4 separate regions of the Mus musculus genome follow, and all the other regions are linked to region 1. Evidence: chromatin contacts called from ENCODE POLR2A ChIA-PET data. All regions are on one chromosome and are shown on one strand. Each heading gives the region's core, a stretch centred on a gene start or an enhancer-like site at or near the end of the contact. The rest is flanking DNA. Distances are from core to core; before and after follow the strand shown. Region 1 holds the start of Hgh1 (HGH1 homolog). Region 2 holds the start of Grina (glutamate receptor, ionotropic, N-methyl D-aspartate-associated protein 1 (glutamate binding)). Region 3 holds the start of Bop1 (block of proliferation 1). Region 4 holds the start of Scx (scleraxis).

Evidence for each region. ChIA-PET counts read pairs that join two places held with the same protein, here RNA polymerase II (POLR2A).
Region 2: POLR2A ChIA-PET joins it to region 1 with 11 read pairs in Patski. The contact joins the promoter of Grina here to the promoter of Hgh1 in region 1. POLR2A ChIA-PET finds 5 or more read pairs at or near these places in 3 of 5 experiments (Patski and embryonic stem cell).
Region 3: POLR2A ChIA-PET joins it to region 1 with 11 read pairs in embryonic stem cell. The contact joins the promoter of Bop1 here to the promoter of Hgh1 in region 1. POLR2A ChIA-PET finds 5 or more read pairs at or near these places in 3 of 5 experiments (Patski and embryonic stem cell).
Region 4: POLR2A ChIA-PET joins it to region 1 with 12 read pairs in Patski. The contact joins the promoter of Scx here to the promoter of Hgh1 in region 1. POLR2A ChIA-PET finds 5 or more read pairs at or near these places in 2 of 5 experiments (Patski and embryonic stem cell).

The regions. Positions count from the first base shown.
Region 1 is chr15:76,364,951-76,372,645 of GRCm38, reverse strand. Hgh1 (HGH1 homolog) reads right to left here and starts at 3,748. Exons shown (of 6, transcript NM_021555.2): 1 at 3,077-3,748; 2 at 2,894-2,994; 3 at 2,692-2,790; 4 at 2,393-2,484; 5 at 2,192-2,314; 6 at 1,235-2,114. The coding sequence starts at 3,690. The coding sequence ends at 1,962. Tssk5 (testis-specific serine kinase 5) reads left to right here. Exons shown (of 8, transcript NM_183099.2): 7 at 160-291; 8 at 381-688. The coding sequence ends at 547.
Region 2 is chr15:76,244,244-76,251,938 of GRCm38, reverse strand. It overlaps Grina (glutamate receptor, ionotropic, N-methyl D-aspartate-associated protein 1 (glutamate binding)), which reads right to left and starts at 5,132. Exons shown (of 7, transcript NM_023168.3): 1 at 5,039-5,132; 2 at 3,762-4,088; 3 at 3,571-3,680; 4 at 3,290-3,490; 5 at 3,039-3,167; 6 at 2,818-2,961; 7 at 2,035-2,722. The coding sequence starts at 4,065. The coding sequence ends at 2,573. Mir6953 (microRNA 6953) reads right to left here and starts at 3,748; the gene lies at 3,681-3,748.
Region 3 is chr15:76,472,407-76,480,101 of GRCm38, reverse strand. It overlaps Bop1 (block of proliferation 1), which reads left to right and starts at 2,853. Exons shown (of 16, transcript NM_013481.2): 1 at 2,853-2,973; 2 at 5,181-5,354. The coding sequence starts at 2,881. It overlaps Hsf1 (heat shock factor 1), which reads right to left and starts at 2,740. Exons shown (of 13, transcript NM_001331154.1): 1 at 2,385-2,740. The coding sequence starts at 2,501.
Region 4 is chr15:76,454,542-76,462,236 of GRCm38, reverse strand. It overlaps Scx (scleraxis), which reads right to left and starts at 4,799. Exons shown (of 2, transcript NM_198885.3): 1 at 4,051-4,799; 2 at 2,769-3,155. The coding sequence starts at 4,635. The coding sequence ends at 3,117. Bop1 (block of proliferation 1) reads left to right here. Exons shown (of 16, transcript NM_013481.2): 4 at 6,211-6,365; 5 at 6,438-6,555; 6 at 6,640-6,741; 7 at 6,817-7,029; 8 at 7,106-7,267; 9 at 7,339-7,419; 10 at 7,494-7,563; 11 at 7,653-7,695.

The DNA.
Region 1 (7,695 bases), core at 2,499-4,998:
TACCACACCCCTCCTCTGCACCTCAGTCCCCTTTTGATAATAGCCCCCAAACCTTTGCCAGGACTAGTAGTGACTCCTGTCAAGCTGCCAACATTTCTGACAGTAGCAGAGTGTGGGTCAGGATTGTGGCAGGCTCCAGCAGTGAGCCCTCCCCTGTAGAGTGCCGGGACCTGATCCGAGGGCTGCTTCAGCTGCATCCATGTGAACGTCTGGACCTACAGCAGGTAGCTGCTCACTGCTGGATGCTGCCTGCAGAACACATGCTGTCCTCTGCACTTGGAGCTCCCCGAGGTGGGGAATGGCTCACAGCTAATTGGTTGGCCTGCGGGCCTAGATAGTGTCTAGCACTCCATATGACCCTTTGCTTTGCTCCATTGCAGAACAGGATCATTCCTGGTCCACAGTAGCCCCAGACAACACAGAGCCTGACAGAGACACCAGGCATGCCAGAAGCAAAGGCTCCAGCTCCTCCAGTGGCAGGACATCTCCAAGGAGACCGTCTCTGGCCCAGCTGTGCAACACCTGGAAGCCTGCACCAGAGCAATAGGTTCTACCACCCTTGGGCTTGGGCGTACCATGGCAGGTGGCTGCTCTCTATGTCCCATGTTCCCTAACAGGAACATGGCTGGGCACTCTCTGCTGAATTGAGGGTGGGTGGGTGTGGGAAGATTAAAAAAATGTTCATTCTGTTGAATTAAGGATGCAGCTATCTACAAGGGTGGGCCAGTGGCCTTTGGGTATCTCCTTGGGGACCTGGGTCAGGGGGAAAACACTAGTCTACACGGTGAATGTGCCAACAGTGTCAAAGCTTTAACAAGAGTGCTGGAGAGCATCATGGGGTTGGGCGGGGAGGAGGGGGGGGGCTGAGAAGACTCCTGGTACCCAGTGAAAACACCTAGCCATGCATGACAACACATACACCAGTCTTCCAGCTTCAGGGGTATGAAATAGAACACTGCAAACTCCCTTGGAGACTACAGGTCTCAGGGACCTGGAAGGACCTGTTGCTGAAGAAAACGTCACTCACAGGTGGAGTGAGATCTGTAGCTCAGAAAGGGGGACACAGTAGAGCAAAACTTGCCACGGTATCTACAGAGTTAGGAAGAAGGGGTGCATACACAGAGTAGGCTCCAAATGTTGGGGGTAGGATCGTACAGGGGTAAATGCTTCAAGAACACGCAGGAGAATCTCTTGCAGGAGAGTCTGGATGTCTTTTTTTTTTTTTTTTTTTTTTGGTTTTTTCGAGACAAGGTTTTTCTGTGTAGCCCTGGCTATCCTGGAACTCACTCTGTAGACCAGGCTGGCCTCAAACTCAGAAATCCGCCTTGAAAGGCAACCGAGACTTGAAAAAGCTAACCAAGGAGCAGGTTCTATCTAGCTGAATGGCTAAGTCCCAATTCAACCTGGGAATAAGGAGGCTGACAGGTGAAACAGAGAAACGGAGGCAGCAAATGGGAAACCCAGCAAGTCATCCAGAGACAGGCTCACAGGCTCGGATGGCAGAGCATTCTAGGAAGGGACGAGGATCCAAGTGTAGTCTGTCTTTTAAGGTCTTGGGCAAGGAAAGCAAGAAGACTCCGAAGGTTGGGGCTCACGGCGCTGTTTACATCTCTAAGCCTACCCACGTCCAGACCCCTCAGTGCCTTCAGGAATGAAAACCTAGTTGGCTTCCCAGGGCTTGCAGTATTTTCAGTCCAGTCCTATCACCAGCTGGGAATAGGCTCTTCATAGCTCCAGTGACCACCGGCATCCTGCCTCATCTGTAGGCAGCTGTGACAGAACCCAGCCAGCTCCAGCTCAGTAGTGCAGCTCTGAACTATGTGCATTATTGCCGGTTGCAACAGGGCACAGGATTGGGCAGCACCCTTGGGCTTCTCACCATTTACTGGGCATTGACCCTAGAACCCTGCGCCAACACTGGCAAAGGTGGGTCTGAAGCTGGCATTCAGGCCAAAGGGGCTTCAGGTGTGTGGGGCACCGTTGCCTCTTAGCTCTTGAGCGAGCTCCTGTTGCTCTTGCTGGTCGAGCTCCTGGAGCTGTTGTTCCACGTCTTCAGGTACCTGCACCTCCAGCAGGTTTTCCATGCCAGCCTCTGGCTCATCACCAATAAGCACCTGCAAGAAGAGGAGGCAGGTGAGCGGGCTCATAAGCCATTGGCACTTGCCTAGCCTTTCTGACCCCCCGCACTCACCTGGATAAGTTTTTCGCAAGCCATCCGCACATCGGGCTCTGGCTCCCAGCTGTGCAGCTCTCGAAGGATCAAGTAGGCACCCTGGTCCCGTACCTGCTTCCGACCAGGTGCCGTGGCTGTCAGCTAGGAAGATGGAAAAAGGTTACTCGGATGCCAATACGGACTTGTGGAGAGGCACTAACACCCCAGGCCCCTGCTCACCAGCATGACGGCTTCGATGAGCATCTTCCGGATGTCAGCGTCCGGCTCCCGTTGCTTGTCTGGTGACAAGTACTGCAGGTCAACAGGCAGCTCTAGGAGTGAGGGTGGGAGACTATTGGTCCCTGTGCTGAACACCCAAGCCCTGCTCTGCCTGGGTGAGCCTTGTGTGTGTCTGTAACGACCCCCTCCTTAAAGGCTGCCGGACTGAGGGACTCCAGACCTGCACACCTCTCCATCTCCCTCTTGTAGTCTTCCCTCTAGCACCAGACAGCCCTGAGGCAACCACCCAAGTCACTCACGGTCCATTTCTTCCTCGGAAAACTCTTCAGGCCCAGCCAAGGGCAGTAGCAAAAAGGGGAGAATGTCGACTTGGGCCCCAAGTAACCACTTGTGATGTCCTGGAGGTGCGGACAAGGAAGGAGATCAGAATAATGGTCCGTTGGGTTCCCTAGGGTCCAATCCCCACCTTGGCAATGGCACCACCCCCTCCTTGTCACTCACGATGCTCAAAACAGCAATTCCGAAGTGTTCCCACCACCCCGCCCCTGCGCACCGAAGAATCTGTGTACTGGGTAAGAGGCAGCAGCCGTTGGACCACGCACCTGTTGAAAGAAGATATTCACTGCTGTCCTTGTTCACTTCCACTTCCCCACCTTCCCGCCCGCGCAGGCGACTGGGTTTCACCTGTCTGGGTCCAGGAGAAAAGCACGCACCTCCGCCTGCTGGCTAAGGTTGGAGAGCAGCGGCCCCAGGTAATGCAGGGGTGCGGCCGCGTTGTAGCTCGGCGTGCACAGCGCGTTGACAAGTCGCTCCAGACCCAACCGCTCCGGCTCAGCGGCCATCAGCTTCTCCATTAACGCAGCACACGGAGCCGGCTCGCGACTCAGGTTGGCCAGCACTGCAGCCGCCTCTTCAGCCCAGGGCCACTGAGGGTCCAACACGCAGCGCAGCAGGCGGGCGGGCAGCTCCGGGTCAGCCGCCAGCAGCTGCCAGTGCACATTGGGATCAGCAGCCAAGTTCACGAGCGCGCGGGAGGCATCGCGGGAAGGAGCTGGGGCCGGGGCCACCGCAAGGTCGACCAAGGCCCGCAACAACTCTGGCTGTCCGGCCAACAGCGTGCGGCCCGAGCCCGCACCAGTCAGCGCCAGCACGTGCTGCGCCGCGGCCGCCTGCAGGTCGGCTCGCGCTCCGAGCACCAGGAAGGGCAGCAGTTCCACCGCCTCCGTGTCCGCGCCAGCCTCCTGCTCTAGCAACCCTCGCTCACCAGAGAACCCCGAACCTACTCCCGGTCCCCGCATGCCGCCAGCAGTCTCAGTCACTTCTCGTGCCGGGGCCACCGCCGGAAAAGCGGAAGTCGTTAAAACCCTTCCGAGGCTGAGAACCTGGCTGAAGGGGGCGGGGCCGGTTTCAGCGCGAGGCATTGTGGGCCACAGTATTAGGCACCCCTTAAGCTGGTGCAGATGCACCCTCCCCCCCTTCCCATCATCATCACCACCACCACCAGATCCTTGCAAGGACTTTTCCGGCTGCCTATTGCGTGTTTGCTTTGCCAGGAGTCAGAACCACGCGACCAGCACGCATAATTTGAAGCGAAGCTCGGCAGCCGGTGATCCTGGTGTCCAGAGTGTTTGCTGCCACCTTTTAAACCTGGTTTCAGACATCCAGGAACCGGAGGGTGCAGGACTCTGCGATGAAAAGGCAGCTTTGGATCAGTCTCTGACTTTGCAGAGGGGCTAAATTTTTTTTTCTAGTGCATTTGTTAGGTCCTCTTCAGTGACAGAAGTCTGAGTCAAGCAGGCTTGGGCAAAGGGAACTAATAAATGAATCTATAGTTTGCAGGTTTGGGGGCACCTGGTGACAGACGCCCCTGCCAGCTCTTTAGAGCACTGTTCGGTTTCTGTCTTCCATACCTCGCTGCGTTTCTTTGCTTCTCAGTGGCTCCATATTACCTTCCACCGGCACATTTGTTAGCACAGATGGGAGGACACTGGCCTTCTTAGCTACGTAATCCCTAGCAGAAGATAATTTCAGTACTAGGATCTGTTCTGGGAAAGTATCCCATTTGGTGCTTCTTGTGCCTGTATTAGCAATTAGCTGCCTGGGGTCCTTGCTCTCTCAAATTAGAAATCTTGAGTTAGGGGTTTTTCCAGGGCTGGTCCTTGTCAGGTTTTTGTAGGAGATAGCCAGGAACCGCCACGGTTCCAGATCCTATGCAACCTTAGATACTGACTGGGATCCTTCCGGCTACAATGGCAAAGTGGTTAGGTCTGTGTAGGGCCAACTGTCCAGATTTCCCAGCTGTTGACAGCAGCTAGTGAGTTTCTAAGAAAAGGCTCCCTTGCCTCTGTTTTGTTTTGTTTTGGAGACAGTGCTGGCTGTCCTGGAACTCACTCTGTAGACCAGGCTGGCCTCAAACTCAGAAATCCACCTGCCTCTGCCTCCCAAGTGGTAGGACCAAAGGCGTGCGCCACCACTGCCCGGCTCCTTATCTTTTTATAAACGTGTCACTGTCTAATCTCACAACTGAGGAGGCTGAGGCAGGAAGGTCAGTGTAAGTTTGAGGCCAGCCTGAGCTATAAAATGAGCTGGTCTCAAAAGATTTTTCTCTTAAACAAAGTTAACTTTGTTAACTTGACACAAAATAGTCACCTAGAAAGGGAAGCTCAGTGACTTTAAATTAAGTTGGCCTATGGGCACATCTGTGGGGGCTTAATTAGTGGAAAGACGTTGCCCCCACTGTGATTGTTACCATTCCCTATAGGAAAGGGGTTTTATAAGTGTGGAAAAAGCAAGCATACTGACATGTAGGAATCATTGCTGTCTTCTGTGAGTGGAATGTGACTAGCTGTGTTGAGGACTATTCCCCAAGCACAGCTGGAGCCATTTTGTCCCATGCCTGCCAACCACTTCATATTATATTCCTGGTACAGAAAATAGTTTGACTCAGAGCAGGATCAAGTTGACCACATATTTTGTTATAAGGTTTCTTCTTAAGAAACTCCACAACAGGGCTGGTGAGATGGCTCAATGGGTAAGAGCACCCAACTGCTCTTCCGAAGGTTAGGAGTTCAAATCCCAGCAACCACATGGTGGCTCACAACCATCCGTAATGAGATCTGACTCCCTCTTCTGGGGTGTCTGAGGACAGCTACAGTGTACTTACATATAATAAATAAATAAATAAATAAATCTTTAAAAAAACAAAAACAAACAACAAAAAAAAAACTCCACAACAGGGCTGGAGAGATGGCTCAGCAGTTAAAAGCACTGGTTGCTTGTCCAAAGGTCCTAAGTTCAATTCCCAGCAACCACATGGTGGCTCACAACTGTCTATAATGAGAACTTGGACCCTCTTCTGGCACACAGGTGTACATCAGATACTCATACATTAAATAAAATTTTAAAAAATCCACTTATGACCAAATTAAAGATCAGTTTGAACTGATGTCTAAACTGTCAAAGTAGCTTGAGTAAAAACCAGTCACGCTACAGTACTTTCTACACCTGCATATGAGCTCATTGTGGGTTTTGCCTTTATAAACTGGCCCTGGGAAATATTTGGGGTTACAGTCTTAGCTCCCCGAATCTAGGCTGTGTGCCTGATTCATCAGTCCTGGCTGTGCACTCACTAAACTATTCCTTTAATAAAGTGAGACCAGGGGCTGGTGAGATGGCTCAGTGGGTAAGAGCACCTGACTGCTCTTCCGAAGGTCTGGAGTTCAAATCCCAGCAACCACATGGTGGCTCACAACCATCTGTAACAAGATCTGACGCCCTCTTCTGGAGTGTCTGAAGACAGCTACAGTGTACTTACATATAATAAATAATAATATATATATATATTCAAATATATATAATAAATAAATCTTTAAAAAAAAATAAAGTGAGACCAGGGGCTGGCAAGATGGCTCAGCGGTTAAGAGCACTAACTGCTCTTCCGAAGGTCCTGAGTTCAAATCCCAACAATCACCCATAGAGATCTGACGCCCTCTTCTGGCGAGTCTGGAGAGAACTACATTGTACTTAAGTATAATAATAAATCTTTGAGCTGGAGGGAGTCAGGGACTGAGTGAGTGGAGTTGACTGGAGTGAGCAGAGCCAACCGGAGCAAGCAGGCTTGACCTGAACAGCAGAGGTCCTAAAATTCAATTCCCAACAACCACATGAAGGCTCACAACTATCTGTAGAACTACCATGTACATGTAAAAAGAATAAAATAAACTGAGACCAGAGTGTCTACAGTTTGTACAGTGGTTCCTTGACCATAACAAGCTGCTCCAGGTTTCTGCTGCCTTGACTTCCCCACAATGATGGATTGCAACCTGGAATTGTGAGTCAAGTCCTCACAACTAAGACAAAAGCAATTTAAGTTGCTTTTGGTTGTTTTGTGTGACCCCGGCTGTCCTAGAACTCAATTTGTAGACTACGCTGGCCTCAAACTCAAGATCTTCCTGCCAAGTGTTGGATTAGGAGCATGACACCACACCTGGCTTTTTGGCTTTTGTATGTTTGGTTGGTTTTTGAGATGGGTTCTCTGTGTAGCCCTGACTGTCCAGGAACTCACTCTGTAGACCAGGCTGGCTTTAAACACAGTTTCCCAAGTACTAGAATTAAAGGCATGCACCAACACCACTGGGTTTGTTGGGGTGTTTTTATCTTGGCAACAGGAAACAGAAATTTTGCCCATGCTATGGCTGCTTGCTTGGGCAATTCATGATAGAAGTGATATTATTTGCACGAATAAGTGATCTGAAATGGGTGACCACGTACAATTCTAACATACAAGGTAACAATAACTTTCCAGCTCACCAGTACCCATCAGGATCAAGGCAGAAATGTAGTGACTACCCCCCTTTTTCTTTTCTTTTTATTTTTTTATTTTTTTTATTTTTTTGGTTTTTCGAGACAGGGTTTCTCTGTATAGCCCTGGCTGTCCTGGAACTCACTTTGTAGACCAGGCTGGCCTCGAACTCAGGGATCCACCTGCCTCTGCCTCCTGAGTGCTGGGATTAAAGGCGTGCGCCACCACGCCCGGCTTCTTTTCTTTTTAAAAAAATATTATTTATTCATTTTTATTTATATGAGTACACTGTAGCTGTCTTCAGACACACCAGAAGAGGGCATCAGATCCCATTATAGATGGTTGTGAGCCACCATGTGGCTGCTGGGAATTGAACTCAGGACCTCTGGAAGAGCAATCAGTGCTCTTAACCACTGAGCCATCTCTCCAGCCTCATTACTACCCTTTTGAAGGACAGAATTTTACTGGCCTTCAGATGTCTTGGTTAAGGTTTCTTGGCGTG
Region 2 (7,695 bases), core at 3,883-6,382, 120 kb after region 1:
TCAAATGCTTGTGTTAGCATCAGGATCGTGGTTTCGGTTTTACTTTCAGCAAGAGAAACCTTCCGGATCCTTGCCCTTCCAGTCAACCTCATGAGCTGGGGGAACTATTTGCTCATAGTCCTAATTCATCTCAGAAGCCTGCTTGCTGCTTTCTGCACCTGTTCCTGCCAGAGATCTCTAGTTTCTCTCGGGAGGTATCTGCTTGAAAACAAACCCAGCCCGGCAGTGGTGGTGCACGCCTTTAATCCCAGCACTTGGGAGACAGAGGCAGATGGATTTCTGAGTTCGAGGCCAGCCTTGTCTACAGAGTGAGTTCCAGGGCTACACAGAGAAACCCTGTCTCGGAAAAAAAAAAAAAAAAAGAGAGAAAAGAAAACAAACCGAGCAGCTCTGGCTGAGCATTCTGTACCTAGAGAACATTTTCAAGTCCCCTCGTTTGGCCTTTACCTCCCTCCAGCTTTTAGCTGTTCCCAGAAAGCTCCTTTCCCAACTAAGTTCTCCTGGGAGTTTTTCTGAAGAAACACCACCCTTTCTCACTTTGCGCTGTGATAACCCCTGGGCTACCCTTCCTTCCCATCTTGCTTGACGTCATAAAAATGTGAATGGCCTCCTTCCTCTGGATCTGTGAGTTCATGTCAGGAGCTGAGCTTGGTTTTTAGGGTACTGGGGACCCAGACCCTTGCACATGCCTAAGCAAGCTGTTGGGCAAGCTCTTAGCCATTGAGCAATAAACCCAAACCTTTAGTTCGATAATTCTACTTGACAACATGTTTACAGAGCCTGCCACAATACTCCCAATGAGGAACTGCGTCTGCTAGGAGGAGGTGGGGGGAAAGTAGTTCTGTTACCTTGTGTTATCAAATGACGAAGGTTAGCGGTTAAATTAAGGCAGACTCCAGGGAAGGGTTCCTAGCAGCAATGACCCCTCTTTCCCCCTCCAGCAGAAGGGCTACAAGAATAGACCGTCTAGGAGAAATCTCTTGGTTCAGTTTGTCTGAGGTCAGGGCTAGGGATGAGAATAGGAAGGCATCAGGGGAGTTGGCAGAGCCTGGATGCCAGGGTGAGGAATATGGCTTCATCCTGAGGGTACCAGGTAGATGGGTCTTAGGTAGGTGGGTCATGGGATCCACGGCTCACATCTAACAGTCTGGTTTGTAGACCGAGAGTCTTGATGAATCGAAGACTGGCTGGGGAAGGAATGGGACAGAATGGAGGAGGGGGTGACTGCATCTGGCCTGGGGAGATAACGCAGAAACCCCAGGTTTGGGAGAGGACGCTTGTGGCTCGGTACCTGTGGTCACTGGGTGGCTTTGTGGTACACACGAGGAACTGATGCTAGTTAATTAAATTAAATACACCCATATACTGCCAGGAAGCAACAGCCCAAAGATGCAGAGTCCTAGGGAAGAGACCTGTAAGAATCAAGGCCACTCTGACCTTGTGGTTTCAGGTTAGGGGACTGAACTGTGTTGAGATCCAGAAGGACTCACTCCACTTGTGCAGGGACTTGGATGGATAAATGAAGGCTCCAGAGATGATGTGGCCGGAGCAAAGGCAGGAGGGGGAACAGGCAGGCCTGAGGAACTGGCACCAAATGGCAATGCCAGGGAGTTAGAGGCCAAGGAGCCTGCCTGGTAGAGCCATCTCTGTTCGGCTCTTTCAGGGTTGTGCCAATGACCTACATGCTGCTGGTCCTGGTCAGAGACATAGAGACCTTATAGAGAGCCCACTGCTGCACTGTGCTACTCTCAGAGCGTAGAGATATACACAGTCTACTCCACACTGTGTGACCTGGCACTATGCCCGTGCCTCAGGAGTCCTGTTCATCAGTTCAGATCTCGGTGCACACCTTAAAATGCAGCCAGAAAGACAGCAAGAAAAGAAGCAGCGCACACACTGGATTAGCTAACTGTCATTAACCGCTGTCGTCAGTGCCTGTCCAGAACTAACCATCAGCCAGGGCAGGGGGTGCTGAAGCCCCTCCATGCCTCCTGGAGGAAGTGGCAGTGAAGAGAGACAAGGAGAAGCAGAAAGCAGAAGGTACCCTTTTATTGGCATTTTAACAATGGCAGCACGAGAGAGCCTCCTCCCTTGAAACATGACATCCTCTCTGCTCTTGGGGCCCAGCGCAAGAATGAGACCCCGCCCTGCGTGCCCCTCAGAAGGCAGGGTGGGGAGGGGACACGGGTACTCTATGCCAGGGGAGCCGGGACAGAAGGGAAGACGTGCACCCTCACCTCTTGGTATGATCCTTCTCCCCTGAGACCTGGTGTTGGTCCCTGACCCTGGGATGGGGCTGGCAGACAGGGCTCATGCAACAGTGAGTGGACAGAAGGTGGCACAGAAATGCAGCCCTGTCGCCCCTTGGCAAGGGCAAAAGGGATAAAGGGGGCCATGCTGTGGCCATAGAGGGTCCAGACGTTAAGTATTTGCAGTGTACATACAAGAGGGCGAGAGGGACTCCCTCTGCACCAGGCCAGGCCTGGGGACCAGAGAGAGGGAAGCACAGATGGCATTGTCATGCCAGGGGCATGGGTCTGAGCCAACCATGCCACCTGAGCTGGGGCTTGTTCTACTCCTTGGCACGGCCAATGATGGTGAGAATATATAGGAAGATGTTGATGATGTCCGTGTACAGGTTCAGGGCCGCAAACACATATTCTTCTGGGCTCAGGGACAGCTGCTTGTTCCCCAGGAGTAGCTGGGTGTCCACTGCCAGGAACTAGCGGGTAAAGACACAGTTGGTCGGTATTCGACAGCTTATTCACTCATCCCGGCCGGCATCCCAGGAAAGGCCTTCCCAACACCCTCACTCACGCAGGTGAAGAGCAGAGCGCCCAGCGAGGCGTATACAATCTCCAGGATGCGGTTCCGGATGAAGATGCAGAGGATGGCGAAGATGAAGAGCACCACAACACTCACCAGGAGCACGCCCATGCACGAGGTGAAGTCATAGCGGGTCTGGGAGGGAAGGAGAGAGGTGAGACTGTGGGTGTTGAGGGCTCTGGGGCAACCGTCCTGTCTTAGGTCCCCCTCACCTGCATGGAGAAGATGACCACCGTGAAGCAGACAGCTGTGGTGATGCCCACGGCCATGATGACTGCCTCCGTGTTGTAAAAGCTGGCTATCATGCCCACCATGTAGGACAAGCTGACGGTCAGGATCGACTGCGGAAGAGGATCACAGGGGGGGCCTTGGGTGTGGGGAGCTGCTCTTGGTCCAACCCTGTCCAACCTCCCTGTCCTGTCCCACAGGCCTAGGTGAACTGGGCTCAGGGATTGAGAGTTACCAGAGCAACAAGGTTCCAGGGATGCTTTCGCCGGAAGTCCCCACAACAGCTGAGAACAATGAGGGAGATGAAGAAGATGGCGTAGGAGACATAGTAGGTCCAGACATTCTCCCGGACAAAGCCCTTCACCTCCCCAACAAAAGTGAAAATGGCCACAGTGGACAGGGTCACCGACAGCTGCAGGGTCAGCACCAGGAACACCTGGGGAAGGAGCCAATCAGAGCCCCGCCTTGGCGGCCTCCTTGTGGCTCCTCCCACACCACACATATGCCAGGCCCAACCTTTCTGATAAAGGCCTGGCGAATGTTCTTGTCCCAGTTGACAGCAGGGAAGTCCTGGTTGTCATAGTAGGATGGAGGCCCTTCCTCCTGGTAGTTCCCATGCTGAGGTGCTGGGGACATAGAGGCTGGGTCAGTGTCCCCTGAGGGCACTTGAATCCCTGCCCCTGCCCCTTACCCTTCCCTACACTTACAGCCAGGGTCCTGGAAGGGTGGTGGCTGTCCATAGGGGTTGGGCGGGAAGGGGCTCTGTGGGTATGGCCCCTGTGGGTAGCCTCCTTGAGGGTAGGGCCCTTGAGGGTAACCACCCTGTGGATAGGGGCTGGGACCATGGGGATATCCTGGCTGACCATAGGGAGAGGGCTGGAAAGGGGCCTGTGGGTATGGGGCCCCAGGGTAGGGAGCCTGAACATAGGGAGGCATAGGGGCTTGGGGCCCCACAATGTTTTGGGGAGGATAACTGTCCCCAGACACCAAGAAACTCTTTTCATGGGACATGGCCTCGGGTTCTGTGGCTGCCCCTAGAGGAGAAAGAGAGAACAGTTAGCTCTGAGAGACTGAAACCAGTGACAGCCATACCTGCTGCGGACCAAGGAAGAAAACAACAACAACAACAAAAACAACTGGCCATGACCTTTGTACAGGGCTGTAGGGAGTCACAGAACAAGGAGGCGTTGGGTGGGGCACGGGAGACCGATGTGGACCCCTTGGAAGGGGCTCCTCTAGCTCGACCTGGGGTGGGGGATGGGAGGAAGAGTGATGGCTGTCAGCCTCAGCTTGGAGCTTGGGAGATGCCTTCTCACCGCTGCGGGTCTTTCGGGTCAGAGCTCAGCAACGAAGAGTCTAGAGGCACAGCGCAGTGGCTAAAGAGGTGTGGGGGTGTGCCCTGGCTCTCCCCGTCCTATCCCTCCTATTAAGCAGCTTGAAGGGGCCAGCGCTAGCGGCTATTTCTATCCGAGGAAATCCCCAGGCCATCTGTGACCAGCGGGAACCCTGACCCTCCTCTTAAGCACAGGGCTGAATGTCCCTAGCTCCGGGTACTGAATGCAGGCCTGTATTGGCTGCTAAGGTGTCTGCTAGTAGGGTACGCCAGGAACAGAGGGGTGCGGGGGTGTGTGGGGGATGGAAGCGACCAGAGGGCGTTCAAGGGAACAAAGCAGGGATGGGGACGACGGAGGAGGGGGCGGTGGCCACAGAATGCGCCCCGAGGGTGGATTGGTCGTCTTGTCGGGTTGGGGGTCGCTGGGCTTCGGGTCTGGGCCGCTACAGAGCGCCGCCCTCTCCCTCTTGCTCAGGGCCGCCAGAGCTCCCCACCCCCAATGATGCCACCAGTCTGGGTGAGCGGGCCGCGAGTCCTGACCGAACCAACTGACCCGAGGCGGTCGCGCTCAGTAACACAGGGAAGGGACGGCCGACTGACAGGGGGGCTACGGCGGCGGTACACTCTTGGGATTGGTCGGGGGGGACTCACCGCTCCCGGGAGCCAGAGACCGGTGCTTACGGTGCCCGCTGCGCAGCCGCGCGCGGTGATGGCCGGTGCGTCCGCACCTGCACCCGCTGGGCGGCCGGATTGCTTGGGCCTGCGCCTGCCGCTGGGGAGACGCAGAAGAGCCTTGTGACTGGGCGGGCCTTATGATGGGGCGGGGCCTTGTGATGGGGCGGGGCCTTGTGGTGGGGTGGGGTCTTGGGCGGGGCGGGGCGGGGCGGGGCCTTGATGTAAGGCGAATGTTGTCACCTGTCCCGGAGCTTCTGAGCCTACAGAAACTGCTTGGTCCAGCTTGCCTAGGCAGTCTGCTATTGTCTGTAGGCGTCCTAAGTCAGAGTCCTGAAGCCCTGCGCTTTCTGATCAGAGATGGTTGGGTTCTGGCGTGGGTGCTAACGACTTCGGGAGGCAAGACTCTCTTTAGCTTATGTAGCTCTCTATTGATGAATTCAATATCGATTCCTAAATCCAGGATTTACTGAAGCCTCCAAGGACTCTTGGAGAGTCCTTCTTGGCCTTTCATTTTGAGACAAGGTCTCAGTCAGTAACCACAGCTGGCTTGGAACTCACTATGCAACACAGGCTTACCTCAGACATGGGGCAGTCCTCCTGCCTTAGCTTTCCAACTACACTTACAACACGAACCACGACACCCAGACACTTGCTTGCTTTAAGACACAGCATTCACAGCTGGGTGGTAGTGGCACATGCCTTGAGGCAGAGGCGGGTGGATCTCTTGAGTTTGAGGCCAGCCTGATCTACAGAGCGAGTTCCAGGACAGCCAAGCCAGCACTGCATAGTGAGACCCTGTCCTGACAAACAACAACAAAAGCCACAACATTCATTTTATCCACACCTAGTCCAGATCAAGAGACTTAATCGTTTAATTGTCCCATTCTCTCCATACTCTTGTCACTTAACCTCAGATCCTCAAAATAATCTTGTCAGGACATAGAGGGTGAGGCCAACTCCCTGCTTCACTTCTGGGGGGTGGGGCGGGGAGAAGGGAAGGGGAGTGCTTCTTGAGGAAATTTTCCCTTGGGTGGTCTCCTGGTCCTCAGTGTCTTGAGGACATCCGGTTCTCTCCTGGTTCTTGGTGTATGGCCACTCTGAGACCGTATAGTAAGCTTGGGAAAGGGTCCTCTCCTGTATCCATATAGTGCTGCTTAACAGCTGGACCTAGTGTAGATGTGTCCTTGGCCCATAGCTTCTGCACATGTTCCTGGGCTAAACGTGCCCGCCATGCTTACCAACAAAGTCTAGATGTGTTCTGTTGCTGTAAAGAACACCCTGATTTTTAAAAAGCAGCACCGGGGAAGAAGGTTGCATGTGGCTCACGATTCCAGGTCACAGTTCTGGAATTTCTGTCAGGTCAAGGCAAGGACTCGAGGTGCTAGACATTTCACATATACAGCCAAGAACAGGAAACCATGCTGCTTGCTTGCCTGCTCTGGGTTAGCTTTCATGTACAGTCCAGAGACATGGTGCTACACACATTCAGGGTGGATAGCCCACCCTCAGTTAACCAGAAAATCCCTCCTAGACATGCCCACCGACCAAGATGTTTTAGACAATTCCACTCTCAGGCTGTCTTTCCAGATGATCCTAGGTATCAAGTTGATGTTAAAACTAACTAGCAGAGAAGACAGTAAGGGTTTTACATCCAGTTCACAGAAATTCCTGAGGATTTAACAATGGCAGTGACATGAACTGTTCTCTTGCATCTGCGCCTGTGGCAAGCCCTCTAAGTAAAGTACAGTGTGATAGAGGGTGGTTAAGTCCTGTAAGAAGAAAGCATAGAATAGATGAGACAGGCTTTTGTAGAAGCAGACTCTCATATAATTAGTGGGCCCTTTAATAAAAGTAAAACAAGCACAAAGTTGACTATAGGGCCTCAGAAGGAGCTTGGACAACTCAGAGGTCGTTTAAGGTTTTAGCTCCATGTTAAAGATCTCACTAAGGGCTGGGTGAGGGAAATTACGGAGAAGGGATAGCCCCATGTGGCTCTGTGGGGAAGGCTAGGTCATTTGAAGTTAGAGATGGTCCAGGGATACTGGTTTAGGCAAGAGCTGAGACCTGGGAGGTTGGAGCCAAATAAACACCCAGGTGTGTTGTATGAAAAGGGATTAGAGGGATAGGAACTGGGGACAATTAGACTTTAGCTTTCACTGTCATTGGCTCCTGGGATTTGTAGCAGCCGCTGGTCCCCTGTCACCTCTGTGGAGGAGCCACAGTGGGGGTGGCAGAGAAGGAAAAAGGGTAGCATGGTCCTTCAAGAAGTCTTGGAGGCTCTCGATTGTGGGGGAGGTCATGGAGATTCAAGGACTACAGGGTTAGACATATAGACTGGGCAAAACCCCATGATCCTTTGGAAGAACAGCAGAGGTCGAGCTGGCCTGACTGGAAGGTGTGGGTAGAGAGCAGCAGCTCTGGAGATGAAAGAAACAAGCAAGCTATGGGGGCGGACAGGAAAGTGACTTCTCAAGGCACAGCCTCCAATCTGGGCATGCTTGTCCACACCTATATCTCCACCATTCAGGACTGAGAATGACAGAAGAATCCTTTCTAGTTCAAAACCAGTCCGGCCTGCACACTGAGTTTCAGGCAGTCTGGGCTACCGAGTGATACCCGGTATCAATAATAAT
Region 3 (7,695 bases), core at 1,604-4,103, 110 kb before region 1:
CACACACACACAAACTACCACCATCTGTACTCTTTTGAGTTAGACAAACTTATTTCTCATGTTTCTTTTTAATATTTCTAAAACGGGTGGGGCAAAATGATCTTACAAAATTTGGATAAAGCTAGATACAGGTTCTAAGCTTTGGCTTTTTTATTTGGGCTTCATTCCCCATTTCAAAATGCACCGAGGTGGCTCTCCAACAATGCTAGCAAGTGTCTGACCGAGGGGACACAGGAAGCACAGAGAGAAAGCCAGGATTGAGAAATGACCCTATGGATTCACTGTTTAGCCCGACCTACTTGTTGTCCCGACCTACTTGTTGCATCTCTGGGCACGGAATCTGGAGGCACCTTTGGTACAGGGTAAAAAGAGAAGCCTACTGAGAGAGGACCATCCACACCCACGTTCACGCGCCTGCAGGGATCTTACTGGGATCCTAAATCTGGTCAAGGGTGTGCTGTCCCGTGGGACCTGACTGAGGAACCCTCTGGATGGCCTGAGGTTCTTGTGGAGCACCTGTAACTGAAGGCGGGCCGGGGACGGGGAGTGGAACCATGGAACTGGAGAAAGGTAGAGATCTGTTCTGTCTCCTGTAGCAGGAATGAGGAGCCGAACCGAGCAAAGCTCAAAGACTTTTGGGGCTAGACAGGCTCCCTGGCCCCTCAAGGAGGAGGATATGCCTGAGAAGGGTAAGACAATTTTTATCTGCAAGTTTGAGTAAGAATGTGGACCTCAAACTTCCTGATCAGTGGGCCCGCAGGGAATGCTGTTAAGAGGCTACCAAGACAATGTACATGCCCCACAGGCCACGGGTCAGGAGCATGAATTCCTACCTGTGAACAGACAGCCAGATCCAAGAAGCTCTGCTGTCCCTGGATGGCCTAGACAAGGGTTTTCTTTTTTCTACTTCTACGTCAGAGCTTGTTTTTTGTACTCAGGGTCATGCCAGCTCCCACTGACCACCGTCTCTTATACCAGCTCCACTGCTTACAGCGTGTCTTATAGCAGTCCACTGCTGCTCAGTACAGACTACTTGCCCATGACTCCCAGCACGCTAACAAGGCTCACAGATGAGTTGCAGCTGTGTGGATGGAAGGAGGTGACAGGGCAGATCAGCTCCATCCTCACACTGAGAGGCCCTCATCAGAACACCCTGTCCTGGAAGAACCTACACTGACACCTCGCCCACATTTGTACCAATCTATAAGCAGAAACAGCAGACAGGATGGATCTTCCTAATAGGATTAAGCTCAGACTATTCCAGAGGCTACCTGGTAGTCCTACTGGACCTAGGTAAGAAAGCTCCCCTTCAGTCAAAGAAAACAGAGGGGGGTAAATTGGGGAAAGATAGAAAGGTAAGATCATACTCTCTGCCCAGGTGTATGAAATCCAGGACAGGCTGTGAACTGAATATGGCATTCAGGAAAACAACGCGGCCCACGGATAGCCCATGGGATAATCACAAAGACCGTCTCGTGAAAAGTGAAGTTCCGTGCTTTCTAGTCTTCTCTTTATTCCCAAAACACCCTTTAGGCAGAGCAGAGTTTAAACAAACAGGCAACTGAGAGCCAGAAGCCTTGGCCTCCATCTGCCACCCAGGCCTTTTCTCCATTCTTGCCAGCTTAAGAAACTTGTGCGAGGGGGCAGTGCTCCGCAGAGACCGAGAGACCCGCCAGATTTGGCTTGCAGAAGGTCAAGGTGGTGGCACCTAGCCGCCTCCATCCCTCCAAAGGTTCCCATTGAATCAGGGTGGCCTGTCTTCAGGCCACCACCATCGGCTAGCTCTGCGCGCTCTGGCCCTCAGAATCCACATGTGAACAGCAGATTCTACTTTCCAACTTAACACAAACACGGAACGACCTCTGCAAGCCAGCCAGAGATGCAGGGCCAGCAGGGTGTGCGGTGTACACAGTCCGCTGCCAGGCAACAGAACAGGGTTCGACACGGCCCTTGGAGGGCCGGGCAAAACTGCTCTGGCGTCTGGAGACTATCGGGGCTGAGCTTAGGCTCCACATCCTCCTATTCTCGCTCTTCTCTCATGCATTCCTTAGGCCTTCCACTTATTCTGAATGATTGCCTAAAAAGCAGAAACGCAGACGGACTCTGGGAACTATTTCTCTGTGAGCAAAGACCCTGTACTGGAAGCCCCGTCCTTATTGTCCGGGTGAAATGTAGGATGATTTGGGGTCTCGGCCTACTCTCCGTGAGTGGCTCTGGGGGCGGGGCGCACTTCCTCCCCAGACAGCGGCGTCCTCCCTCTAGGATGCCAGGATGGCTGAACCCGGGCGAGCCCGACTAACTCGCAGGCCGCTTTCTCCGAAGCAGGTCCCCTCCCGCCACAGGACCCTCCCTCGAAGGCCGCTCCGGCCCATGCCAGCTCCTACCGGGCTCCAGCAGATGAGCGCGTCTGTGTCCGGGTCGCTCACGAGGGTCCACAGCTTGGTTAGGAAGGCCGGGACGTTGCTGGGCCCCGCTGCACCGGGGCCCACGGCCAGATCCATCTCGGACGAAAGCAGGCAGAGGCTGGGGTGGCCTTTTAGAAGAGTGGCTGAAGGCTGAGCTAGTGTCGTCGCTGCCCCTGCCGTCCGGGCCGCTCCGCCGCCCGCTGCGCACACACAGCAAGGCCTCGCATGGCCGCAGCCATCTTGCGACCGGCGCGCTCTCGCTAGGGCCAGACCTGTAGCCTCTGTGCGCAGGCGCCGTGATCTCCCCTGCCTACTTTGCCGGCCCAGCCCTTGCGCCGCACCCTACGCCTGCGCAAGATGGCTTCACCCGGGCTGCTCACCAATCAGAGCCTGGTAGGGCGGAGCCTGGCTGGGGGCACACGAGGCGCTCCCGCTGCCGGAAGCGGCAGTAGATCGGTAGCCGGCGCGGCGCAGCATGGCGGGGGCGTGTGGTAAGCCCCACATGTCACCGGCATCGCTGCCGGGGAAACGACGTTTGGAACCTGATCAGGAGCTGCAGATACAAGAGGTAACTTCCAAGTAGCGGACAGCATCCCTCTGGGAACCATGCAGGCACTTGGCAAGACCAGGGAGGCCGGGCCGTGGCGCAGCGTGTAGTGTCGTGTGGGTCGCCTAGAGCCTGATCGTCCAGTCTGGGCTGTTATTTTGGAACTCTCAGCAGAACATTACTTGCGCCGAGGGGCGCTGGAACCCGGGGGATAGTTCTGTGGCTTGAACCGTGTTAAGGGAGAGACCTTTAAGAGTCCCCTCACCATAGTCTCTGGACCTTCCATCTGTGCTTCCTGTCCTGGGAAAGGTTGTAATTGCGCTCGTGCTGTGCTACCAAGCCAGCATGTCAGGTGTGTTGTGAATCAAAAGAGGACTTGAGATTATGGAAGTCTGATTGGAACCCAGGGCATCCAGAACTGGTTGTCATGGAACCATTGCTAGTCCATGTTGCTAAGCTCAGTAGGCTTGCTACATTCATCAAATGTAGGTGGTAGAAGGCATGCACAGCTGACTCCACTGAATTGGATCCTCAAAGTTCTCAACTTTCCTAATGCTGTGGCCCTTTTAATACGGTTCCTCGTGTTGCGGTGATTTCCCAACTACAAAATCATTTTCGCTGCTACTTCATAACTGTAATTTTGCCGGGTGGTGGTGGCACACGCCTTTAATCCCAGCACTTGGGAGGCAGAGGCAGGTGGATTTCTGAGTTCGAGGCCAGTCTGGTCTACAAAGTGAGTGCCAGGACAGCCAGGGCTACACAGAGAAACCCTGTCTCGAAAAAACCAAAAAGAAAACATAACTGTAATTTTGCTACTGTTATGAATCGTAATTATTTGATATGCAGGATAGTCTATGAAAGGGTTGCTCGCCCCAGAGGGATTGTGACCCACTGGTTGAGAACCACTACGTAAGTTGTCCCTTTGTTTTATGAAACGCCCCTAAGCTTTTCCCTCTGTGTAGTTCTAGGCAGTAAGCCTTTAATAGTCAGTTGTTTATGCCCTAACTGCGTGCAGTACTTTTACTTGTTAGTATGACAAGTAGCGTAGTTTTAGAGATGTCAATAATAAGAGAATGTCAGTGTGACATCTATGGAAACTCAGGTGATCACTGTGATGATTGGCAGCGAAGGCCACTCAGGTAGACAAGAACTAGCCAGCGGCATTGGCACCCATCTTTAATCCCAGCACTCAGAAGACAGAGACAGATGACCTCCGTTAGTTCGAGGTCAGCTTGGTCTACAGTGTGAGTACTAGGTGCAGTCACATGCTTCCTCCAGTGTTCAAGTACTTGTTCAACTTTTGGAGGTCAGTGATAGAAAACTGTTCACAATGCTTGAATGTCTTATTGTGTTCGTTGTAAAGTGGCCTCTAGGGCTGTACTCACAGGATTCTCTGTTCAAAAAAAAAAAAAAAAAGACAGCAGATGGTTTGTTTGTCTGGCACTGGGATGAAACACCAAGACCAAGGCACCTTATCAAAGGAAGAGCTTACTTGGAAGCTTGCTTGCAGTTTTAGCGGGTTGGTCCTTGACCACCATGGCAGAGAGTATTGTGCTGGAGCAGCAATTAAGAGCTTCTCTTATATCTTGATGAGCTGGGAGAGAGGAAGAGGGAGGGATTCTAGGCTTGATGTGGATTTTTGAAGCCTCAGAGCCCACGCCCAGTGACCTACCAACGCCTCCTAATTTTTCTTCAGCAATCCATCCCCTGGGAACCAAACATTCAAATGTATGAGCGTATAGGGGGGTGGGGGGCTCTTGTCATTCAAACCAACACATAGGCTTATCTTGCTAATCTTCAGCTTTCCGACTTGTCCGTCAGGGCTTGGTCCTGGTCGTCAGGGTAAAGAAGCCTCCTGTTGCAGCTGGTCAGAGCCTCCAGGGAGTTCTAATCCCCCCCAGGCCCAGGGTCCCATTCCAAGCTGGTGTCAGTTTCAGGACCCTTAGGTGACAGTAGGGTGTGGAGTGTGTCCGTGGAGGAAACTTGGTTTTGGTGGCACAGTGAGAAGAAACTGATCCCCACAAAGCCAGTGTGTTCTTGAAAGGTTCCCTCTGTTTGTTGCACGGCTCTGGGGACTGGTGTGTCTGCTCCGAGGGCAGGTTCTGTCCACAGAGGCAGGAGAGGAGGAGGGTTCCAGGCCGGGTGAGTGGTTTCGGCGCAGACGGAAGTGTGTGACCAGAGGCACCTGCTTCCAGGTGGCAGTTATTAAACCCTCTGATTCCTTGCAGCCTCCTCTCCTCAGCGATCCTGACTCCAGTCTCTCTGACAGCGAGGAGAGTGTGTTTTCAGGCCTCGAAGATTTGGGCAGTGACTCGAGTGAGGAAGACACTGAAGGAGTGGCCGGATCCAGCGGTGACGAAGACAACCATAGGGCAGAGGAGACCTCTGAGGAGCTGGCACAGGTGGGTGAGGGACCAGCTTCCATGGGCTCTCCTGCACATGAGGATGGCCAGAAAGAGGAAGTGCCTGCCTGGGAGCTGTCCGCTTCACACTGTCCCCTTCGTGGTGTCCTCGGGAACCTGGTCCTCTATCCGTCCCTCGTCACACATTTGAGCTCCAGGGTTTGTAACCTCAGTTGTCTGTGCCTTTCCTGAGAATGACGAATGCCCACGTGCTCATGTCTTTGCTCGTCAGACAATTCTCAGACCACCTCTATGGGACAACGGGCTGACACTGGTCTAGGGATCGTCTTGAGTTTTCTAGAGACAGAGCCTGAGATGGGATGCTCCTGCTAGGGGTGCCAGTGGTACGTGTTTGCGAGGGAGGATGTTCAGCAGAAAAAGCAGGAGAGACCAGAGGCCAGCATAGCTGCCCGTGGGCCTTGGAAGCTGAGGCAGTTGTTTGCTGTACTGATGGGGAAGACTGTATTCTGCTCTTTGTTTGATAAAAATGAAAGAAAAGTTTAATTTGATTAAAATACAGCAGCAGTTTAAAGCTTTCTGCAAACTAGTTTGTAATGGTTTACACTTCAGTGGCCCTGTCGTTTTGGAATCATGACCTTGGTTAATCATGTCTGCTGTCAGGTTGGAAACCAAGAAGCCAGGCCTAGATCGTCTGGGTATGGTAGGTTGAAGAAGTGCTGACCATGGTCTTTGTAAGATTGGGGGCTTACTATTCTCTCTCTCTCTTTTTTGTAGGTTTCTTATTTGTTTCTTGTTTGCTTTGTTTTGGTGTGGCTGGTGTATAAGTAGAGTCGTTCACGTGTGTGGGTGGGTACGAGTGGAGCCTGGCTTAATACTGGATCTTCCTTGATTCCTGGCCACTTTATTTGACTGAGTCAGGATCTCTCTCTCTCTCTACCCAGAGCCACTTCACCAGTGACCTCATAACCACCCCCACGGCCCCCCCCTTTCCTGTTTCTTCCTTCTCCTTTCTCTGTCTCCCTTCCCTTGTCCTTACTGTGAGTTCTAGGGAAGTTTTTTTTTGTTTTTTGTTTTTCTTTTCTTTTTTTCCTCGAGACAGGGTTTCTCTGTGTAGCCCTGGCTGTCCTGGAACTCACTCTGTAGATCAGGCTGGCCTTGAACTCAGAAATCCGCCTGCCTTTGCCTCCCAAGTGCTGGTATTAAAGGTGTGCGGCACCTCTGCCCAGCTGGTTCTAGGGATTTGATCCCAGGACATCTTTCGAGGGAGGCAGGAGCTCCACCACACCTCAGGTGGTGCTGTCTTGTTCTTATTTGGTGTTGAGTAGATTTGTGACTGTGTGGCCATTTCTTCCCATTAATGTCTGTTGACCTGTCCCCCTATACTTGATTTTTTTTTTCTTTCTTTTTTCTTTTGAGACAGAGTCTCACTGTGTAGCTTTGGAGCTCACTCTGGAGACCAGGCTGGCCTTGGACTTGAGATCCACCCATCTCTGCCTCCCAAGAGCTGGAATTAAAGGCATGTGCCACTATAATGGGCGGTTTTGCTTTTTAAAAAGCGTATATTTGAGAGAGTACTGCAGAGATGGCTCACTGGTTCAGAACACTCTCTGTTCTTCCAGAGGACCTGGGTTTGATTGCCAGTACCTCTAATGGTAGTTCACAACCACCCGTCACTCCAGTTTTAGATCCAGTGCCCTCTTCTAGCCTCCACAAGGACCAAGCAGGCATGTAGTGCACAGACATACATGCAGGCAAACATGCATACACATAAAATAAAACAAATTTTAAAACATTTATGTTGAGGTATGTGTATGGTGTGCTGTCCGTCTGTGTATCATAACCCCTCCACCCCCATCGCCCACCCCGTTTTCTCACTGCTTCATACTTTTGACATGCAAGAATGTAAGAAAAGGTAATAGCCCTGACATTAACTGGAGAGTTCTGAGTTCTGACTTAGTGTTGCCTCTAGCAAGAATGCCTTGCTGGGGTCCGCAGTATGCTCTGGGGCATAGCAGAGATTAGCTACTAGGAAGTATCTTGACAGGCTTGGAGATCAAGTGTTAGCGCCATCTGGTGGAGTGTGGAGTTTGGAGCTGTGGGTGTCTGGGACCAGGAATTCTCTCAGCTTCCCGAGTCCCGCCCTTCCCCTGCCTCCCTGCTCCCTACTTGTCTTCTGTCATAGACTGTGAAGGAGGGAGCAATTGCTCCCTACCTGTCTCAGAGCTGCACACTGTCAAACAGTCGCACATGGAAGTCAGAGGTGAGGCTGGGTAAAGAAGGATCATGTGTCCCTGTTCTGTAGTGTCATCTTGTGGGGCAGAGGGATGTGTATCCTACAGGGTCTGCTACATTCTACCCTAGGAAGCTGTATATTGAGTTC
Region 4 (7,695 bases), core at 3,550-6,049, 89 kb before region 1:
CGGGAGGGAGGTGGGCAGCGGGCCAGCCCCGTACCTGCAGTTCCAATCTGCGGTCCTGACAGCTGCAGCCACTTTGGGGAGGGGGAGGGGAGGGGGCTCATCGAGAGCGGAAAAGTCCCAGCCGACACTGTGTCCGCCGTCCGGTGCAGTGGGGGGAGTGGGGGAAGGAGATGGGATAAAATGGAGGGATAGATGTGGACCTACCAACCTCATCCTATACCCTTTTCCTAGGAGCCTGGATAGCCCCCCAGGAAAGCACGGCCCTTGCGTCTGTCCGCCCTCCATCAGCCTGGCCTGGGGTCTCAGTGCTGGGCCTGACCCAAAGGGGTCACATGTGTTTCCTGGCAGTCCGCAGGTGCTGAGCAGGGCGGGGGCGGCTGGCCTGGGGTGCAGGCAGCCTGGTGATGAATCATGTGGTGCCGCCAGCGGCTCATTCCCCAGGCTGGGGACAGGGAGCTGACAGCTGAGGCTGAGCCGAATGTTTCCAGCCCAGCTCAGCTCGAAAGGGTGGCTGCTGGCCCGTGGTGTGGGCCAGCCCCCCCCCCCCCCAGCTGCCTCTGTGGGGCACACACTAAGGGCGCCCCTGGGTTTTGTCCCACAGCTCCTCAGTGTGGTAGAGGGTAAAGTTGCCCTCTGGGAAGGATGCCAGGGGCTGTGGTGGGTACATAGCACCTGCCACTCTTTGGCCATAAGCTGTTGTGGATTCACGTGGAGCCACAGGATGGGAATGGACCATGCCACCCCCGGTCTGGTTTGAATCTGGAGCAGTGGAGGGTGACGGAGTGTTCTTCCCGCCCCTCCCCTCCTCCTGCTGGCTGTCGGGCCAAACCCTCAGCCACTGCTACCGGTGCAGCTCAGGGAGTGGCTGGGCTGCCTGCCCGGGCCTGAGGCTGGCCAAGCTGCAGCCTCTTTCAGAGTCAGGCCCTGCAGTGGAGGCCTTGGCCGGGCGCGTGCCGCACCCCAACTTCCAGGCCTCTAGAGAGCCTTCCAGCCCTACGGCCCGTTCCCTTTCATCTGACCCCTCTTGACACCCAAGCCTCTCTGGCTCTTGTCTGGTTGACCCTGGCCTACCACTCAGTCCTACTGAAGCTCAGGCTGCCTAGCTCCTGGGCTTCCCTGCCTTCTCCTTTGCCCTGGTCCCTTTGTTGGCTCTTTCCTCCTCTGCTGGGCTTTATTAAGTCCTGAGATGCCGAGTGGAGCTAGCTGGGCATGGTTGGGCCTCTGTCTGGCCCCATAGCCCCCAGCCATGCTGCTCACACTGGCAGCTCTGCACATGGGGAAGCGTACCTACCTGTATTTGGGGGCTTTCTCCGAGCCTTCTGTGTGTGGACCTCTGACATTGGCCCAGCCATTTGACTATTGAAGTAGGTACCACTCAGCCATTGGTCCTTTTGGGGTTTGTGAGGGAGATTGGCACCCAGGTCTTGAAATGTGAGGCCTCTAAGTGAGGGGGAGGAGACCTGTGTCCAGAGTGGGAAGGCCAGCTGGGGTCCTTGGGTGGGGGTTGGTACCCATCTGCCTAATACAGGGCTACCCTGCCAGGCTGTGACTCTGCACTCAACCCAGCACCTAGCACAGAGTCCTTGTAGCTTGGAAGTGAAGCTGGGCAGAGTCTTGCATGGGGAACGCATGAGAAAGGAAGGGCATGAGAAAGGAAGGTGGCCTCCGTCAGCCCCAGCTGCATCTCCAGGTTCTGGCTTCCTGGGCTGCAGGAGCTTTGCAGTGTGTGACTGAGTGCCCTTTCTCCCTCCCTCCGAGCAGCTGTGAGCTCCTGCAGGATTAAGGGGAGGAAATTTGGGGTTGGATTTCTTTCTGAACGAAACCTGCCGCTGTGACTCTTTATCCCGTTATATTTCTATCAGATTGGACACAGCCCCCTGCCCCTGCCTTAATGGCCTGGCTTTGAGAATTTCCTCCAAAATTACACCTTTGTTTCCTGCATCAGCATTCCCTGGAGCCCGTCAGTGCAGAGGAGGGGCCCTGTTGTCCCTCCCTATGAGGATGCCCACGTAGGCCTCAACACCTGGTCTACCCCCCAGCCAGGGACCAGGAGGCCTGCCAGTGCCAGCACCTGGTGCCCTCTGCCATCCTCCACCCACTACCTAGCCAGAAGTCAGGCCTGGCCTTTCTTCTCTGTTGTACCACTCAACTAATTGTCACCTGCAGGGTTTTAATGATCGGCCAGCTGTGCACAGAGCCTGCTGAGAGGCCAGTGGGGTCTTTGGGAGAGCTGGGTAGGACAGAGTGTTGGATGGCTAGGAATCCTTCCAGTGTGCAGCTGGAGGCAGAGATCAGAAGCTCTGGCAGCCCGTGGACCCAGAGCCTCTCTGGGCCTGCGTGGGTACCAGTGGGGACATGTAGGTAGCTGCTATTCGGATGGTATCCTCGGGCCCATCTAGGCCTGCTAGCCTGCTTGGCTGACAGCAGTGCTTATTCCCTGTACCCATTTTTAATGGAACACTGCTGGTGAAACCAAACATCCCCGTGCCTAGGTCCCCATCTGATCCCCTCATCGGAGGAGGCAGGGCTGCTGTGTTGCTTGCTGCTATTTACCATGAGCCAAGTGGGCTTGCCCTCTCCTCTCTCCTTCTATCTCAGTCACCACACAGCGCCTCTCCCCCTTCCCTGCTCCCTACACACACACACACACACACATATACCCCTGGTACAAACTCCTGATAGGTGATCTAACCCTGTCCTCACTCTGGGAAGATGGGGTGAGAGAGCTAGGGTCATAGTGAGTTCACATCCTTTCAAGAGGGTAGTCTGCCTCAATTTGGAAGATACTGTTTCATTTTTAATTATACAAAATTTCCAGACTTTATATTATCATATTAAAGACACAAGATGCCAACACTTGGCCCAGGTAGAGAGCCAGCATGGAAAGTCCCAGTGGGCCTGGGTCAGTGTTCGGCTGCTTAGAGTCAAGCCATCACCCGCCTGTCCATCTCTCTGTTCATAGGCCCTGCTCATAGCTGGGGCAGGTCTGGCCTGGTGAGCGTGCTCTTGGGGACCTGCGCTCAGATCAGGTCCAAAGTGGGGCTCTCCGTGACTCTTCAGTGGCATCCACCTTCACTAGTGGCATCACCTCTTGGCTGCTGTGGACCCTCCTCCTTCTAACTTCGAATCGCCGTCTTTCTGTCACGGTCTTTGCTCTGCAGAGGGGATGGGGGTGTGTCAGGGTCTGAGTGGAGACTTAGTGTCACCCAGCACTGCCCGAACCTTCCTGGCTTCCTGTTGGGGGCACTGCCTGTGCTAGGGCACCCCATCCCGGGCTCCTGCCACCCCCACAGTGCATTTTGGGGAGGGGAGTATACTGCTGCAGAGCCGAAACTGTAAAATTAAATTTCCCAGATGTTCAGGCCCCAGGAGCTTGCGCGTGCTGTCTGGAGAGGAAATGGGGATTGGGGAAAGCCGTTGTATTTTTTCCCTGCTCACCCTGCTTTTCCGGTGCCACCAAGTGCGGCCAGAGCAGTAAATCATGGCTGGCCAGCATCTCTCAGTTCAGCCTTCTCCCCTAGCCCCTCTACTGCAGGTCTCAGTAGACCAGGGGAGAGGCAGCAGGTGCCCATAAGCCTTGGGGTGGAGGTGGGCTGCGGGGGCGGAGGGGTAGTGGCACATCAGCCTAGTGGGGGCATCCCTTTGACTGCCTCACTGTTTCACATTGTTCCCCTCTGGATGGAAGCGTATAGATATACTTCTTACTTCTTGAATTCACCTCCTTTCACTTCTCAACTTGATGGGAAACGAGCCTGAAAGTAAGGCCCCTCTGCCCTGCCAGGTTCCTGCTGCCTGCCCTCCCTCCCGGAACTTCTGGGTGGCCCATCTCAGCATTACTTCTTGATCCTGTATTTGCAGGTCCCTATGACCACTACCAATGGGAGTCTGTGTCCCAAGGTATGGCTCCTCTGTGCCCTTCCCTCCTTTGGGCACAGCTTTGTTGGCAGGTGTAGATGCTAGGGAATGCTGCCCCTGCCCTGCACCTCTCTGCCTGGCAGGTGTGGGCTGGTGAGTACATCGGGGCCCCTCGGTGCTCCCAGCCCTGCTCACCAACTTTCTCTGGTTGCTGAGGCAGAAGGTGCAGATCTGTTTGGGCTGGGTGTTCTCGCCGCCGTCTCTGGCCAGTGGTGGTGGCGGCGGCGGCGGTGGCAGTGGGCTGCCCGCACGACCGCTGTGGAAGAAAGCGGGTCCCGAGTGGCATGGTTGCCCGTCGCCACAGGCCTCACCCACCAGCAGCACATTGCCCAGGTGAGAAATGTAGCTGGAGGCCAGGCGCAGCGTCTCAATCTTGGAGAGCTTGCGGTCCGCTGGCTCGGTGGGGATGAGTGTGCGCAGCGCAGTGAAGGCCGTGTTCACGCTGTTGGTGCGGTCCCGCTCGCGCGCATTCGCTGTGTGCCGCTGCCGGGGCTCGCGGCCTGGCCGCCCCCCGGGTCCTGGCCCGCTACCCGCGGCCCTCCGTCCTCCTGCCCGCCGCCGGGCGCCCTGGAGGCCACAGCGCGCAGCATGCACACGGCAGGGTTTCTCGTCGGAGCCCGAGCTCTCGCTTCCGCGGTCCTCATCCTCCGACAGCGGGCTCACCTCAGGGTACAGGTAGCGACCCGGCGGCGGCGCTGAACGCAGCATGGCGAAGGACATGGGCCGGGCAGGGGGCGCGGCGTCAGCTCCACCGTGCGCTGCTCATGCCGCCTCTTTAGGTCCCCACAGGCCGCCGGGCCAGGGGTCTCCGCTGCGCCCCGCGGTGGCGGCTGCCGGGTGAGGCGGGCACATGTGTTCGGACTGGAGTGGGGCCGCCAGCCGAGCAGTGCCTTTATAGCAGTCAGCTCCTCCCCCGCGCCTGGCCTCCGCCTCCCTTTCTGGCCTGGAGGAGTTTACTCAGAGCTCGTGCGTGCACCTTTTCCCTTTTAATAGCCGTGCCTAGAGGGCCCCCGAGCATCTTTCTGGTTGGAGCGTTTCTGGGGTGCTACTAGTGCCCCAAGACAATGGTGCCCATCCCACCCATTCTACAGGGCAGAAGAGAATAAATCAAGAATCAAGAGGCTTTCTCTCCTGGCATGCCTAAGTTCACCCAGCTGCCCTGGCCCTGAGTGCCTGGCCACACCCTGTCTGACTCTCCTTCCATGTGCACTTGGGTCTTTTGTGCCAGGCCGTGTGTGTGTGTGTGTGTGTGTGTGTGTGTGTGTGTGTGTGTGTGTGTATGTGAGAGAGAGAGAGAGAGAGAGAGAGTGTGTGTGTGTGTGCACTCATGGGGGTGACTCCAGCAGTAGCAGTCTAGAAATGGGTGTGTGTGGTTGGCATGACTTGACTCCATGGCCTGTGCCTTGTGCCAGATCTTACCCCTTTGACCCATCCTGCTTGGGGGCCCCACCCCCATCCTTGCTGTATGCTTCATGGGGCTTCTCAAAGCCAGTGCACACGTGGATAAGAGCTAAGATCGGCACCTCTCCATCCCTCCAGTTCGGAAGTGGCCCTCAAGGTGGAGAGCGTACAGCAAGAGCATGGGGCATTTCTGGGCTGGTGTGGACAGGTGCAGTGGGACGAGGCCCAAGGGGTCTTGCTGAGGGGCTGCTGGCACTCATCTGTGCTAGTTATGTCTGGGCCCCTCCTCCCTGTGGCTACTGTTGCAGGAAGTGGCCGCCTGGGCAGCAGTCCCCAGGCTGGGAGGAGTGAGGGTGGTGGTGGCTGGCAGGGGCTGAAACCAGGAATGTGTGTCCAGGAATGTGGCTGCTCTGCCCACTGAAATGGGAGGGGGAGGATCAGTGGTGCTGGAAGGGGGTCCTTGACCACCTGCCGAGCAGAACAGGTTTGTCTCCCTGAGGTTGGGGTGGGGTCTTCCCATGGTTCCTGCCTTGTAAACTACCCACTTGTACCTAAGGCTTTTGCCAGGGGAGGGAGCCCATAGGCGATGAGGTCATCCCTGTCTGTGGCTGCCCAGAGCCTTGGCCAAGGAATCCAGTGAGGGGGGAGGCTAGGGTTGGCATCACTTCAGTGGAAAATGTGAAGGTAAAGCTCAGGCGCCTCCGAGGGCTTGGGGGAGGGGCATAGCACCCCTGCCGCGCCACGTCAGACATCGGGGCCAAGGCTAGGGCGGATTTTGGGTCACTTGGCTTCTGGGCACTTGAGGCTGATCTTGAGTGGCTCTTCTGCCCTTGGGTGGTTTGAAGAGGATCAAGCATGGCAGGGACAGGTGCTGACGTGGTGACTATGCTACAGGACATTCGGAACACTGTGGGCAATGTGCCCCTGGCATGGTACGATGAATTCCCACATGTGGGTTATGACCTGGATGGCAAACGTATCTACAAGCCCCTGCGGACACGAGATGAGCTCGACCAGTTTCTGGACAAAATGGATGACCCAGATTTCTGGTGAGTTGGACCTTGGGTCGGGACCTGTGGTCCCTCAAGCCTGGAGTATGGCCCTGACTGGCTTTCCCTCAGGCGCACTGTGCAAGACAAGATGACAGGGCGTGATCTGCGGCTAACTGATGAGCAGGTTGCCCTGGTACACCGGCTTCAGAGAGGCCAGTTCGGAGATTCAGGCTTCAATCCCTATGAGGTAGGCAACAACGGTTGGCCCTACAGTCTGAAGTCCATGAACGCCCTGCCCCCCCCAACCTAACATCTTTGCCTCTCTCCATAGCCAGCTGTGGACTTCTTCAGCGGTGACATCATGATCCACCCTGTGACCAACCGCCCAGCTGACAAGCGTAGTTTCATCCCATCCCTAGTTGAAAAGGAGAAGGTGGGAACCCTGGTATCCTCCTCCTGCACACTCTAAGGTCTCCACGCTGCCACCTGACCTTACCTTTGTGTGCAGGTGTCTCGAATGGTACATGCCATCAAGATGGGGTGGATCAAGCCTCGACGGCCCCACGACCCCACCCCTAGCTTCTATGACCTGTGGGCCCAGGAGGATCCGAATGCTGTGTTGGGACGCCACAAGATGCATGTGCCTGCCCCCAAGCTGGCCTTGCCTGGCCATGCCGAGTCTTACAACCCACCTCCCGAGTACCTGCCCACTGAGGAGGAGGTGGGCCTGCGCTGAGGTGGGTGTGGGCCCCGGCCATGTTTCCCGATCCCTTCTCACCTGCCTCCTGTCTCCCCAGCGCTCGGCGTGGATGCAGCAGGAGCCTGTGGAGAGGAAGCTTAACTTCTTGCCACAGAAATTCCCCAGCTTGAGGACAGTGCCTGCTTACAGCCGCTTCATCCAGGAGCGTTTCGAGCGCTGCCTCGATTTGTATCTGTGCCCACGGCAACGCAAGATGAGGGTACGTGAGACAGCCCGCACAGGTCCTGGGGGAGTGTAGTGTGAAGGTGATGCTCAGTGCTCTTTTCCCAGGTGAATGTGGACCCCGAAGACCTCATCCCCAAACTCCCTCGGCCAAGAGACCTTCAGCCTTTCCCTGTGTGCCAGGCCCTCGTAAGTGTGGAGTCAGAGGTGCAAACGCCCTCCGGTGTCTGTGTGTCTGTCTTCTCACTCTTCTTCTCCTGCAGGTCTACAGGGGCCACAGCGACCTTGTCCGTTGCCTCAGTGTCTCGCCAGGGGGCCAGTGGCTAGCTTCAGGTGGGCCTGAGGTGGGAGCTGCCCTGAGCTAGGAGACAGGGACTCTGGGTGAGCAGCTCAGGTGCTGAGAGCGTCCCTGCTATGCCCAGGTTCAGACGATGGCACGTTGAAGCTCTGGGAGGTGGCCACTGC